Linked DNA regions of Mus musculus: region 2 is linked to region 1. A link is a contact called in ENCODE POLR2A ChIA-PET data. All regions are on one chromosome and are shown on one strand. The core of a region is the stretch at or near the end of the contact, and the rest is flanking DNA. Distances in the headings are between cores, read along the strand shown. Region 1 holds the start of Cse1l (chromosome segregation 1-like (S. cerevisiae)). Region 2 holds the start of Zfas1 (zinc finger, NFX1-type containing 1, antisense RNA 1).

What was found. ChIA-PET counts read pairs that join two places held with the same protein, here RNA polymerase II (POLR2A).
Region 2: POLR2A ChIA-PET joins it to region 1 with 11 read pairs in Patski. The contact joins the promoter of Zfas1 here to the promoter of Cse1l in region 1. POLR2A ChIA-PET finds 5 or more read pairs at or near these places in 3 of 5 experiments (Patski and embryonic stem cell).

The regions. Positions count from the first base shown.
Region 1 is chr2:166,902,315-166,909,824 of GRCm38, reverse strand. Cse1l (chromosome segregation 1-like (S. cerevisiae)) reads right to left here and starts at 3,729. Exons shown (of 25, transcript NM_023565.3): 1 at 3,648-3,729. It overlaps Gm31204 (a long non-coding RNA gene), which reads left to right and starts at 2,531. Exons shown (of 3, transcript XR_866966.3): 1 at 2,531-4,246.
Region 2 is chr2:167,060,399-167,067,908 of GRCm38, reverse strand. It overlaps Zfas1 (zinc finger, NFX1-type containing 1, antisense RNA 1), which reads right to left and starts at 4,975. Exons shown (of 5, transcript NR_138563.1): 1 at 4,612-4,975; 2 at 4,182-4,273; 3 at 2,692-2,750; 4 at 2,429-2,475; 5 at 2,047-2,222. It overlaps Znfx1 (zinc finger, NFX1-type containing 1), which reads left to right and starts at 4,894. Exons shown (of 14, transcript NM_001033196.2): 1 at 4,894-5,399. It overlaps LOC115486178 (a small nucleolar RNA gene), which reads right to left and starts at 4,436; the gene lies at 4,344-4,436. It overlaps Gm23201 (a small nucleolar RNA gene), which reads right to left and starts at 2,911; the gene lies at 2,823-2,911. It also overlaps Snord12.

The DNA.
Region 1 (7,510 bases), core at 2,480-4,979:
GCTTACAGGCATTTACGTCCCTGCCTGACTTTTACATAAGCGCTGAGGATTGAATCCAGTCCTGTAACTACTGAACCATTCACCAGCCCCTCAAAAACCAAGCTTGGGGATGGAGAGAAGGGTCCATAGTTAAGAGCATTTGCTGCTCGCTCTAGTGTGCTTTCTATTGCTGTGGCAGATATTGCATGCTCAAACACCAACTTGGGGAGGTAAGGGTTTATTTCATCACCACTGTAGTTCATTACGAAGAGGAGGCAGGGCAGGAACTCAAGGCAGGAACCTAGAGGCAAGAAGTGAAGCAGAGGGCTGGCGAGATGGCTCAGTGGTTAAGAGTGCCAACTGCTTTTCTGAAGGTCCCGAGTTCAAATCCCAGCAACCACATGGTGGTTCACAACCATCTGTAATGAAATCTGATGCTCTCTTCTGGAATATCTGAGGACAGCTACAGTGTACTTACATATAATAAATAAATAAATAAATCAAAAAGGAAAAAAAATATTTAAAAATAAAAAAACAAAAAAGAAGTGAAGCAGAGGCCAGGGAGGAGTGCTGTTTACTGGCCTGCTCAGCCTGCTTCCTTGTACCACCCAGGACCACCTGCCCTGAAAAGAATTAATCCCAGAGACTGCATACAGGCAACCTGCTAGACACTCCCTCTTCCCAGATGACTTAGAACTGTTGTAAGAGGACAATCTTGGGCTGGAGAGATGGCTCAGTGGTTACGAGCACCAACTGCTTTTCCAGAGGTCCTGAGTTCAATTCCCGGCAACCACCTGAAGGCTCACAACCATCTGTATAGCTGTATATACACATAAAATAAACAAATCTTTAAAAAAAAAAAAAAAGGACATATAGGTGAACACTCACACATAGAACATTAACACCTTTTCAAAGTCCTGAGTAGCGGAAAGCCTAGCCTCTTCCTATGGGCCCTCAGATGAAAATGAAGGTTTTGGGAACAAATACTTTTCCCCAAACATCTCACAAACGCCCATGATAAAATGTCCAAGACTCTTGTCTTTTTGTCAACCTCACTAAGAGAAGCATTTCTGAGGCCTTCCTTGCATCTGGGAAGAGGGAAAGGAACTCAATAAATGAAAATTAACAATACATCAAGAGATTAACTTAACATCTGTTCCCACCTTAAAAGTTTTTTACAAATTTATGTGTATCTGTATATGTTTCTGCCTGTATGTATACCTAAGAGTCGATGGAAGCTAGGGGCCATCAGATTCTCTGGAGCTAGAGGTATAGGCAATTCTGGCCCACCTGTAGGTACTGGAAACCACCCTTGGGTCCTCTGCAAGACCAATACATGCTCTTGACTACCGAGCCACCTCTCCTGTTCCCCGAGATTTTACTATAGGCATTTATTATATGCACATGTGCCACAGCATATGTGTGAAAGTCAGAAGACAACGTGCAGGAGTCAGCTCGCCCCTTCCAGCACTGGGGTCCCAGGGAACCCAGTTGTCAGGCCAGGGAGGGGTCACTTAGGGTTACTTTCCATCCATCCATCTTGCTCACCCTACCCTTGGCTTTTTTAAAAGAACAGTTACTGGGGCTGGTGAGATGGCTCAGTGGGTAAGAGCACCCGACTGTTCTTCCGAAGGTCCAGAGTTCAAATCCCAGCAACCACATGGTGGCTCACAACCATCCGTAACAAGATCTGACTCCCTCTTCTGGTGTGTCTGAAGACAGCTACAGTGTAGTTACATATAATAATAAAATAAATCAAAAAAAAAAAAAAAAAAAAAAAAAAAGGGGGGAGTTATATCCCCCATACACCACAAAAAAAAAAAAAAAAAAAAAAAAAAAAAAAAGAACAGTTACTAAGCACACTTCAAGACAACAGGAGTCTGGGCAGTAACCTGAGTCCCTACATCATTTCTCTGCTTCCACTCTGTATCAAACCCAAACTTACACGGCCACAAAGTCCTGCACCAGCTCTTCTTCCCACCACTTGACTTGGATTTTCCTAAGACGCCCCGAATTCCAAGTGAGTTTCTGTCCTTGAGTTTTTGTTTCTTGTTCACCTCACCTTTCCCTGGTTAGTCTCTGCTCAAACGCCACCTCTTCACCTGTCACCTCTGTCACGACCTGAAATACCTGAACTCACTCACGGACTCCTCCAATTAGAACGTGAGCTCCCTAAAGAGAGACACCTTGTCCACTTGTGATTCTTCACTATATTCCCAGGGTTTCATAGAATGAGATATTAAACAAATAAGGCAATAAATCAATTCCACAGTTAAAAGCACTGCTCTCTCAACCAATTCCTGTCTAGAGACTGGCTTCCCAAAGCCCAACTAGAACACCAAACAGCCAGAGGGGAGAAAATTCCTTTGCACAAATGGAAAAGTGAAGAAGAGTTGAGTGTGGTAGCCTACACTTGTAGAAAGATAACGCTCTAAGTCTAGCCTGGGCTATGAAAGACCCTTTATCCAAAATAAATAGATAGACAGACAGACAGATACCTTCCATGTCTTCATAAAATAACAGAGCATTCACCATGTGGCTCTCATACATGGGACCCAGCAATAAAAAGTTATCCTTAAAGATAACTCAGAGCAGATGAGAACCGTGAGAAACAAGCAGTAGTTACTACATATAAGGTCAATGCTACAGGACACATAAACGTGGGTGATGTGGCCATCGCAGTGAGAACTGAGAACTCCTCCCTAAGAAGGGAACTTGAAAGGCAGGGAGGGAGGCAGCCCCGCCAAGATCTGAGGTCAGCTGCTTCTAACATCACGAAAGCTGGGGACTTAGCATACAGGACGGGACTATGAATACTTAAAAGAGCCGGTCATGGAGGCGACAGTGCTTATGGAGAGACGAATGGCCATGGTCAGCAGTTCAGGCGAGCCCTCTGGGAAACACAGCCTGCAGTCAGCGGAACCTTCAAGCCACTTAACCGAATATGCAAGTGAAGAATCGTAAGTTTGAGGAGAGGGTAAAAATGCCATTTCAGTGGAAGAGATTGTTCAACACGTGAGGGAGCACGGTTTCCACGCCCAGCATCACCTAATTATTTAAAAACTAGGAAATTCGTAGAGAGGCAAGGACTAGCTCTGAATTACACTCCTAGGGAAAGACGGAGTGTGCGTGGGGACAGATTATCTAACTGGAAAGCCGGCGAGCCCCAGGCAGGGGAACACCATTCGCCTGTAGGTTCCTTAGGTCCTAGGGACACGAACGTCACAGCCAGCTGAAACCCGAGGGCCAAGTCCACTCTGGCGGAGGCCAAAGCCCCGCGAAGTCAGAGTGGGCGATCTCCGGCCTCTTTTAGAACCAGGGACCCAGACCGGCTCGGCCAGGTCAGGCCTCGGCGCGGAACAGCGCTCACGCTGCGGGCCCCGGCGCGCCGAGAACGGACGCGCGGGCTTGACCAATCCGCGGACGCCTACGCGGCGGCGCGACCAATCCCAGCAACGCTGGAAGGGAAGGGGCGGGAGCTCGAGAAGCTCGCGTGAGGCCGAGCCCCAAGCTGCCCCAGCTTCCCGGAGCGGTCAGGCCCGACCCAGAGGCGGCGTGCGGGGAAGACCAGGCGCGCGTCCTCGGGCTGAGGCCCAGATCCACCTCCCAGCGATCGGCCCCTCCCTCAGCCGCGTCCCCGCGGCCACCCTGCTCGCTCCATGCCTCACCTCGTGGGGACGCCGAGACCGAGGAGGGAATCCCAAGCGAGAGCTGCAGCCGACACTACCCCACTCCAGCCGCTGCTCCGCCTCACATTCAAACCCTGGCAAAATGGCGCGGCGGCTAAGGTGGCGGCCACTGCGCATGTGCGAGTGAGACCGGGACGCGGGGTGGAGCCAGGAATGCTTTGGCCCCACCCCGGCTGCGAGGGCCAATCGGAACCATTGCTCGGGTCTGCGGTGACGTCACAAGAGACCGTGCCTTTTGACGCAGGCTTCTGTTTTGGGTTTCTTTCCTCAGACCCTAGCAGGTTCTGCGAGTGGCTCCTAGTGGCTTCTAACTGTTGGATGGAACGTGCTCGTTCACGCCTGAGCGAAGGGACAGAGCAGAGCGTCTGTTCTAGGACAAATAGAATAAACGAATGAGTAAGAATTTCAAGCTAGGGGATAGCACGCTTGGTTAAGCAAGTGATAGCTGCGCAAGGAAGAAGACGGGAGTTCGAATCCCCAGCACCCACATAAAAGCCAGCCTGACTACAATTCCGTACCTGGGGAGGCAGACACAGGAAGATCGCTGGGGCTTACTGGCCGGCCTGTCTAGCTAATTGGTGAGCTTCTGTTTCCATAAGAGATCCAGCCTTGAAAACTAAGAGAGCAATGGATGAAGACACCCACATTCATTCACTCACACACACATGATTTCAGAAGCTGAAGGCGATGGCTCATGCTTGTTACCACTTGGCACTTGGGAGGCAGAAGCAAGACAATCGCCATTTATTTAAGCCCAGCATGGTCTACACAGAGGCCAGGCATAGCTACACAGTGAGATCCTTTCTCAAAAAAAAATTTTTTTTTTCAGACGACGATGTAGTTGGTGGCAACTTAAAGGTAACTGGGATGTTCATTTGACCCTTGAACAAGAGAAATCTTATCTTTTCAAAAGCCAGGAGACAGTTGTGTGACTGTACGCCTCGCAAGCAAAGAAAGGTGAAGGTCTAGAAGCAGGTTTTTGATCAAGACTGAAGCCTAGTGTTCTGTAGTAAGACCGGGCTGAAGAAGCCAGCTTAGCTTGCCTTCTCTGTTCCTCTCTGCTACAAGCTTACCCCACTTTACTGCACTGATATGTGTTCCTTCCTGTCTCTGGGTCCAGGAGTAGCTGGCTCACTTTGCGTTTTAGCCAGTAAAGGACAGGCTGCCTAGCTTGCCATGAATTCCAGGTCACAAACACTCATTTTCATAATCGATACTTCATGGGAACGCTTACCCTCAAAAGCATGCATTGTTTATGTAAGGTTCTCATTAAACTGTTTTTTTTTTTAAGATTTATTTATTTGTTATATGTAAGTACACTGTAGCTGTCTTCAGACACTCCAGAAGAGGGCATCAGATTTCATTACGGATGGTTGTGAGCCACCATGTGGTTGCTGGGATTTGAACTCAGGACCTTCAGAAGAGCAGCCGGTGCTCTTAACCACTGAGCCATCTCGCCAGCCCTAAACTGGGTTTTCTGTATCTTACCTGGTTGGCTTGACTTCATTCTATCATCCTGAGTTAATTTATGTAACAGGAGGGGTGCGTGGGTGCCATGGTAGCTGTGTGAGGTCAGGTCTCACCAGCTTGTGGGTCCCAGGGATTGAACCCTGGCCCTCAGTCTTGGCAGCAAGTGCTTCTACCCTCAGCCCTCCTCCTCATGCTGTCTGCAAGGCGTGTGAGTTTCTTGTGTTTCTTCTACACAAGAGCTTAAGTCTTACTGCTCTTCTTTATAGCCGTGCCTCCAACACTCAGCACACCCCAGCTGCTCAGTAAAGATGTTCTGGGGTTTTTTGTTTGATTGGTTTGGTTTGCTTATGACTTCTCGAGACAGGGTTTTTCTGTGTAGCTGTCGCTGTCCTGGAAGACAGAGCTGTAGACTAGGCTGGTCTCGAACTCACAGAGATCTGGTTGACTCCATCTCCCAAATGTTGGGATTAAAGATGTGCCACTGCCACCACCACCAGGCTCTGTTGCTAGGTAATTTTTTTTTAGATTTATTTATTTATTACGTATACAATATTCTGCCCGCATGTATGCCTGCATGCCTGAAGAGGGCACCAGATCTCATTGTGGATGGTTATGAGCCACCATGTGGTTGCTGGGAAATTGAACTCAGGACCTCTGGAAGAGCAGACAGTGCTCTTAACCTCTGAGCCACCTCTCTAGTCCAAATATATGTATATTTAATGTTAAGGTTTTTTTCTTTTCTGTGTGCCACATGCATGCAGTGCCCAAAGAGGCCAGAGGAGAGCGCTGTTTCCCACAGAGCTGGAGGTGACACATGGGAGCTGGAAACAGTACCTGGGTCCCCTGGAAGAGCAGCCAGTGCTTTCACCCATGGAGGAGCACCTCTCCTGCCCCTCCCTGTGTGTTGGGTATGCACATCCGTATAGGTGAAATGTCGTGTATAAGTACAAGCAAGGCACTGGATTTTTTTTGTTTGTTTGGTTTTTCAAGACAGGGTTTCTCTGTATAGCCCTGACTGTCCTGGAACTCACTTTGTAGACCAGGCTGGCCTCAAACTCAGAAATCCGCCTACCTCTGCCTCCTGAGTGCTGGGATTAAAGGCGTGTACCACCACCGGCTGGTAAGGCCCTGGATTTTGTTAGAAATAAGTTCAAAGTTCTAAAGAATGAGACCACTATTCCAGTTGAAATGTCTCAACAGGGCAAGACTTTACTTTGACCTAGACCCTGGACTAGAGCAGTGGTCCTCAGCCTTCCTAACACTGGGATCCTTTCATACTGTTCCTCATGTTGTGGGGACCCCCCCAACCATAAAATTATTTTTGTTGCTACTTCATAATTGTAATTTTGCTCCTATTATTAACATAATAATATAACGTAAGTAACTGTCTTCCAATGTTCTTAGGTGAGCCCCATGGTGAGAACATTTGTTCTAGATTCTAGAGTGCATTGCTCAGAAACATGGAAGAGCATTTTCTGATGTAGGCGACGATCGGTCAGGTCTTTCCTCCATTGGCTGGTGTCTGACCTCACACTTCTCCATTGGCTAGTTTCAAAAGAAAGTGAAGAACTGGGTGTGGTGGTACTCGCCTTTAATCCTTATCAAGGCCAGCCTGGTCTACAGAGAAAGTTCCAGGACAGTCAGGACTGCACAGAGAAACCCTGTCTCAACAAAACAGAACAAGAAAACAAAGGATATGATGGAGAGAAGAAGGGGTTGGGCTCTTAATATTTTTAAGTTCCAAGAGAGCAACAGGGCCTTTACATAAACAAAGGTTTTACAGGGTAAGGAGACTAAACCATTTATATAAAATCTTACAAGGTTGGAGAGGATAAAATATATGAATTTCTTGTCATAAAGAGAAATTTTGGGGCTGGAGAGATGGCTCAGCAGCTGAGAGCACTGACTGCTCTTCTGAAGGTCCTGAGTTCAAATCCCAACAACCACATGGTAGCTCACAACTACCCTTAATGAGATCTGATGCCCTCTTCTGGTGTGTCTGAAGACAGCTACAGTGTACTTATATAATAGTACTTATATAATAATAAATCTTTGGGCCGGAGCGGGCAGGGTTGACAGGAGGGAGCAGAGGTCCTAAAATCAATTCCCAACAACCACACGAAGGCTCACAACCATCTACAGCTACAGCGTACCCATATACATAAAAATAAATAAAATCTTTTTTTTTTAAGTGAAACTACAGAAGCCAAAAAGCAAGATTAGTACAATTAGAGAATTTCCAAGATCTATGGAATTTGATGGACTAGGTCTTGGTTTTAAAAAAAAAAAAAAAAAAAGCCAGAGCTGGGCATGGTGGTGCACGCCTTTAATCCCAGCACTTGGGAGGCAGAGGCAGGCAGATTTCTGAGTTC
Region 2 (7,510 bases), core at 3,726-6,225, 160 kb before region 1:
TTCCTGAGCTCACAGGGGCACTGCACACTGTGCTGGGTGATGGAATCTAGACACAAGTCCTCACACTGCACAGCAAAAAACTTACCGAGTGAGCTATCTTCCCAGCCATTTCCACCCATTAGAAAACTTAAGCAAAAAGGAGAAGCAAGCCCCACGGTCTACTCACCCCAGGGGAGAGCACCCAGAATGCAATGCCACTTAGGCAATGAGTGAATCTGGAGGGACATGGGCTTCGGCATCTCCTTTGGGTCAGGTGCCCGTCACCTCAGAGATATTTCATATGTCTGAAGAAGGCTTTAAAAGGCTAGAGAGGGGCTCAGTTTGTGAGAGCACTGACTGCTCTTCCAGAGGTCCTGAGTTCAATCCCCAGCAACCACACGGTGGCTCACAACCATCCGTAATGGGATCCGATGCCCTCTTCTGGTGTGTCTGTAAACATCTACAGTGTACACAAATAAATAAAATATATCTTAAAAGGTTAGAAGCATGGACCAGTGGTTAACATTACTAGCTGCCCTTTCTGAAGGCCCAGGTTGGAGTTCTAGCACCCATGTGATGACTTATTACCATGGTAACTTCACCTCCAGGGAACATGATGCCCTTCTTATGCCTGTGGGCACTGCATACATGTGGTGCAGACATACAAACAAAACACCCATACACATAAGATTTATTATATGAGTACACTGTAGCTGTCTTCAGACATCCCAGAAAAAGGCATCAGATCCCATTTCAGATGCTGTAAGCCACCACGTGGTTACTGGTTACTGGTAATAGAACTCAGGAACTTCGGAAGAGCAGTCATTCAGTGCTCTTAACCACTGAGCCATCTCTCCAGCCCCACATAAAAGTTTTGAAAGGGTTTTAGAGACACACCCTGGGAAACTGATGTAAGATACTATGTCTTGCTCAAAAGTATCAGCTCAACAACTGACCTCTGAAGTCCAAGCAGCCAGCCCTTGCAGCAACTTGAGCATGGTGCATGTGCTGTTAAAAGGGGGCAGGGAGAATACTTCAAGTGGATCCAAAAGAGAAGGCAACAGATCTTTTCCCAAACTGAAGGGTTGTTAAATGTAGAGGGCCCACTGTCCCTTCCAGGGACATTAACTGTGGGGTGGACCTCTGTACTATAGGAAGGTGGTTAACAAGTCATACAATATGCTAAGCATTGATTGGCATGGAACCTGGTAGTTCCATGAACCTAGTTCAGCCCGCAGAAACCCTAATGTGATCCCTGGGCCCCACAAAGCTGGAGATGCTCTGCAAGCCAGGAGCAGCAAAGCAGCTACAGCCAGGCTGACCTGTAACTAAATTTACAAGCTAGCACCAGGGTGTGCTAAAAGCACTGGCGGGTCTTCCAGAGGTCCTGAGTTCAATTCCCAGCAACCACATGGTGGCTCACAACCACCTGTAATGAGATCTGACACCCTCTTCTGGTGTGTCTGAAGACAGCTACAGTGTACTCAAATAAATCTTTAAAAATAAATAAAAAAAAAGATTGTGTAATGAATTCACTAGCTGTCTTCAGACACAGCAGAAAGGGGCATTGGATTCCATTACAGATGGTTGTGAGCCACCATGTGGTTGCTGCTCCTCTGGAAGGAGCAGTCAGTGCTCTTACCCCGAGCCATCTCTCCAGCCCCACAATCTTTTTAAAAAGTGTGGTTATGATTCTTAGTAAACAGAGGGATTGGGCTTAGAAGAGGCTGTTGAGAAGCAGCCAGGCAAACCATGTATCAGCCACCACAGGGCCACTGGACCTAAAAACTCAGGCCCACTTACCTGAGCCAAAGTCACCCCCAAGTCCAGATAACCTTGGCTGCCACTTCTCACCTGCAGTAACCCTAATGTGATCCCTGGGCCCCACAAGGCTGGAGATGCTCTGCAAGCCAGGAGCAGCAAAGCAGCTACAGCCAGGCTGACCTGTAACTTAAAAGCTAGCACCAGGGTGCTAGCTACTCACAGCTGTCCCACTTAAGGCAGTGGGAAATGTTCACAGGAAGCAGCTGTAGGCCCACCCAACCCAGAAACTCAAGACACAGCAGATAAATATCATTAGTCAGATTTTTATTTCTACAGATAGGCCAATATTTATTATTTCCAGCAATAGTGCACATGATACCACTACTCCCCAGCCAAAAAGTAACTCTTCTTTGCATTCTGCATAGCCTTGTGGGGCTGGGCAGCAGGAACACATCTGGTATTCTGTATTCCAAAAGTACCTAAAAAGAAAAGTAAAATGTTGATAGGCTTTTCTGGCTGAACACATCCCCCACCCCCACTTAGCAAGCAACATGGTGAACTTGAATCCCACCAGGAACCTTAACAGCATGAACAGAGCAGCAAAAGCCAAGAATCAAACACCCGTTACTCTCCACACTTGTTATAACATCCCTAGAAACAGGTTAAAACAGTAAAAGAACCTCACCTGAAATCAAGATCAGACCAACACCTGCATCCTCGGCTCTCTCGGGCCTGTAGAAAATAAATCGAAGCCATTATCAAGTGAAATAGATTAAAGCCAACAATGAATTATTCCTGGGGCTGATGCATCAGACAAAACTGGCAATTAGTATTTGAGATCAACAGGGTCGATCTGACGGGGAAAGAAATGATATCATCAGTTCACCAGCCAAGTTTATGTCAGAAACAAAGTATACACTGGAAGAGGGACACGTGGAAACCACTCACCAATGCTCGCCTCAGGAGTTCACGCTCCATTCAAAGCCCGGTTTTGTCTGTCAGCAAACCTGAGATAAAATGCAGAAATAACCTGTCAACTACCTGAGCGCCAAGGGCACAGCAGCAGTGGGTACTGTCAGGCAGGCATGTCAGACATACTGGCTTAAAAGAATGTGATCAACATGGTCGATCTGATGGGGAAAAAAGTTGTGTCATCACACATGCCTGTCTGTGGGAGGCTGCTGAGCCTGATCCCAAGGGCTAGGTAGACAGCTACTTAGGACTACATCTCCTTTACAGGAGACAGCTGTAATACCAGTGTCTCCAATTATTAGCTAAAGGAATGGGACTTGCTGAGATAATCACAATCGCCTTGGAAAGTTTCAACATTATGTACCAGGAGGCCTCACGTATGACCTGAGGCGCCCATGACTCCAGCACCAAACCCTAAATGCAACTGTCTCACATATACAACTCTGACTGGCACTGTCCACTTGCAAATGATATGACAATTGTTCAGACATAGCACCCTTCAGTCTCTAGGCTTGCCTCAATTTAAGTCAACTTGCCTGGGCCTACTTTTTTTTTTTTTTTTTAAAGATTTATTTATTTATTATTATATGTAAGTACACTGTAGCTGTCCTCAGACACTCCAGAAGAGGGAGTCAGATCTCGTTAAGGATGGTTGTGAGCCACCATGTGGTTGCTGGGATTTGAACTCTGGACCTTCGGAAGAGCAGTCGGGTGCTCTTACCCACTGAGCCATCTCTCCAGCCCGGGCCTACTTTTTTTAAGAGTAAGATTTATTCATATATTTTATGCACGAGTACACCACCATTGTTCTCTTCAGAGACACCATAAGAGGGCACCAGACCCCATTATAGATGGTTGTGAGCCACCATGTGGTTGCTAGAAATTTAACTCAGGACCCCTCGAAAGAGCCATCAGTGCTCTTAACTGCTAAGCCATTTCTCGGGCCTACTTGATTTAGGGCATATTCACATTTTTATCTGAGTGGGTCAGGGTGGATATCAGAATACAGTAATGGAGGATAGCCATTGTCACATCTTGAAAAGCACTAGCCTGCAAATACTTTAGCAGACATGTTTCATTGCCTTTCTAAATACCACGCATATACAAAAGAAATCTCAACCCGGCTCAGACACTGCACCCACAAACTGCTGAATGCTCCCATATCAACAGCCAAGAAAATGTGTTACAGACTAATCTCAATGGGACCATTTTCTTAATCAGTCCTTTTCTCAGGCAGTTCTACCAGGACACTTTAAATAACAACAGGGCTCTGCATCTCCTGTGTCAGTATGTACAGATACACAATTAAAAGACTTTAGTATACTTTGATAATAAGGCTCAATCCTCGGGGCTTTTAAAACAACGAACCTCAGCAGTAACTCTTGCATCAAATTCCCTATCACTGCCCACTTAAAGGCTCTTCAAAGCACGTGATTGCCACTTTAGGCCACTAGACGAATGCATACCTTAAGACTTTCAGATGGTAGGTGAGTTCTCATCTCCCTCGATGCCCTTCTCTCCCTCCAACCTCCATGCTGTCCTGCTTGGTCAGGTCAACCTACAAAACAAAAGCGTCCATCACCACCTATATCCTCGACCAGGAACAAAGAAGACCAGGGTCCTCGAAGGCTGGTGTTTATCAGGACAAACTGGCAAATGTTTTAAAACATCAGCACTGTCGATATGACGGGGAAAAAAGTGAGTTCATCATTTACACCAGCAAAAAGCTTCCCAGGCCAAAGCAGAAGGCGTCTTTTCCACTTGAATCACGTCTTCGAAGGTCAACCTGGGGATCGCGCTCCATAAGCAACACTTGGAGACTAGGAGCGGTTACAGCGACTAAACTTGATAAGAGGTTAACAAAAAAAAAACTTGTGCTGTGTGGACTCAACTCACCATCTGCAAGTTAACCCCGGAGGGACGAGACATATCGGGAACAAAGCAAACGCTCTAGGAGCCGCCGGAACGAAAGGACGAGAGCGGCGGCGAACCTTCCTTATATAGACCTTGGCGGCGCGTGCGCCTGCGCACTGTGCCCATGGCGCGTCGCTTCCGGGCGCGACCGCTTGGCGTCCTGGGAAATGTAGTCCCCGAGCCGCCCGGCCCCAGCTAGCTAATGGTTGTCCAGCCAGTGTCTAGCCCCTCCCCGTGCTCACTGGGCCTCCGGGGCTTCTCGGCTTCCGCGCCATGTCGCGCTTGGCACGCACGAGCCGCCCGCCGCGTCCCCCTGGCTCCGGGGCCAGCCGAGACCTGCGGCCGCCCGGGGCGCAGTCAACCCGCCCCCCGCCGCGCCCTCCCCTCCGCCGCGCCCGCGGGGAGCCGCCAGTCCAGCCGCCGCCGCTACCGCGGGCGCTGAGGCGACGCCGCCCTTCCGCCCGCCCCGAGGGCGGGGGCGCAGGCGAGCCCGGCCTCTCGCTGGAGCCCGCGGCACCGCCTCCTCGTCCTGCGCGGCCTCCTCTTCCTCCGGGCCGCCCACTAGGCTACTCGCCCCGCCCAGGGGCTGCAGGGACTGGAAACCGAAAGTTCGCGGTGCCGGGCGGGGCCGCGACCTGCCAGGGCCGGGGCTGAGCTCTAGCCCTGCGGAGGACGCGCCCGAGCCGGTGAGTGGCCTCCGCCCTATCACGCACCTGCTTCTGCGGCGCTGCGACCGCCGGCGTCCCGCTCTGCCTCCGGCCGGGTGTCAGGTTAGCCTTGGAGTCCCTATCTGCCCCACTCAGCGCCCCCACCACCCCCGGAGTCCCTGTCCCCTTCCCTCAGTTCTCCTATAGTCCCCAGAGTCCATGTCCCCTTCCCTTAGTTTTCCTATAGCCTCCAGAGTCCCTGTCCCTTTCCCTCAGTTTCCCTATACCCCCGGAGTCCCTGTCCCCTTCCCTCAATTATCCTGTAGCCTCCGGAGTCCCTGTCCTCTTCCCTCAATTATCCTGTAGCCTCCGGAGTCCCTGTTCTCTTTCTCTCAGCCCCCCCTATAGTCCCCGAAGTCCCTGTCTGCTTCTTCAGTTTCCCTATAGCCCCCAGAGTCCCTGCCCCTTTCTCTTAGTTTCCCTATAGCCCCCAGAGTCCCTCAGTTCCCCTATCATCTCCGGAGTATTTGGAATCTCCCATCACCCCTAGGATCTTTTTCCACTCCTTACCACCCCCAGAGTCCTGTCCTCCCACCTCCACCGTCACCCTCCATCGTTCCCTGAGTTAAGTCTACCTGGTTATCAGCAGCCCCATTTCCCAGTCCCTGTTTCCTCTCCTCAGCAGCCCCATCACCCCTAAATCCCTGTTCCCTTCCATTAGCCTCACCATCACTCCCCAGAGTCCCTGTCTCCTCTCCTTAGCAGCCCCCATCACCTCCAGAGTCGGTGTCTCCTCCCTCAGTACCCAGCGTATCCTGAGCCGCGGGCACTGCCATTACCTGCTTCGACTCTCTTCAGTTCATCTGTCACCACCCTGATCACACCCCACCTCTAGTGCCCCTTCATCTCAGCACCCAGTCATCCCCTGTGCGTAGTTGTCCTGCCTCTGCTCCCGGTCCCTGGAGCCCCACTCTCTCCATTTCTCACCTATTGCTATACCCACTTGTTCCACAACCACCCTGGGCTCCCCATCCCTAGGCCCTGCCCTACCTCTGAGTCCCCCCCAGATCTCTCCTGCTTTCTGTAACCTTACAGTGTTTCTCTGAGGGATGTATGGTGTGGCGACTTCTCTCGGGACTTGAAATTTACCTAGCTACAACCCAGCTGCCACCTCTTGCTCCATCCTCTTTCATCTTACCCTGTAATTAGAAGTCTCTAAATGTTATCCCTGCAACAGCTTAACCATTGCTGATCTGGTGCCCTCCCTGCCTTGCTTGCCCTCCCTGCCTTACTTGCCCTCCCCGCCTGCTCCTGCCACTCTTCCCTCGCCTTCTCTAGCACTTATTTGCTTCTGTTTTCTTTTACACTGCTGCTGCATTCTATTTTAGTATTTTTTTTTCAAAATGAGGAAGAAGGGATTTTCCTCAGAAAATTTTTCTTAAAACAAACACTAACCATTGAGCCTGCATCATAAGAACAGGGTTTGGTAAGATGAGGAGAAAAGTCACCACAGAAAATATTCCCTGTGGGAAGAAAAGGGACTCTTTTTTTTTTTTTTTCTGATAAGAATAAAAGCCACCTCTCATACAATGCCAAATCTATTCACAGTTTCCAACTATGAATATTTTAAAACTGTGAGGACAGTCTCAAAAATCCTTTAGCTGAGAACTGAGTCACCACCACCCTGCCCCCCTGCATCCACAGGCTATGCCTGAGTTATATTGAGAAGTTCCCTGAAGGGGCTTCCTCTTCACCCAGCATCAGAAATCCTCAAGACAGAAGCAAGGCAAGAATTGCTAGCTGGTTGAGAGGAAAGAAGGCTAAGAGCTCACTTGCTGTCTAGCAGGAGGGAGCAGGGAACCTGTCCACTGCTGTGTCCTAAGAATGCCTGGCCAGGTCCTGAGCCCTTGGGTGTGTGTTTGTTGAAGCAGGGTCTCATAGAGTCCATGTTGGCCTCAGGCTCAGTGGAAGCTGTCTTTGAATTTCTTCTGATCTTCCTGCTTCTGCTTCCCCGCTCTTAACTTGCCGACCCTCCTGCCTCCAGCTCCCAGGAGCTGAGCTGAGCTGCCAGCATGCACCCTGCAGCTAGCTGGCACATGGTTTTGGATTGACACACTTGTACTCCTTTTGCCCCAGCAATCATTTTGTAAGAAAGGAAATGAAACCTAAGCTGTAGATTAAGTAACCTGGTTGAAGGCAAACCAAACAGTAGTTTGGGAGTTGATGACTCTCTC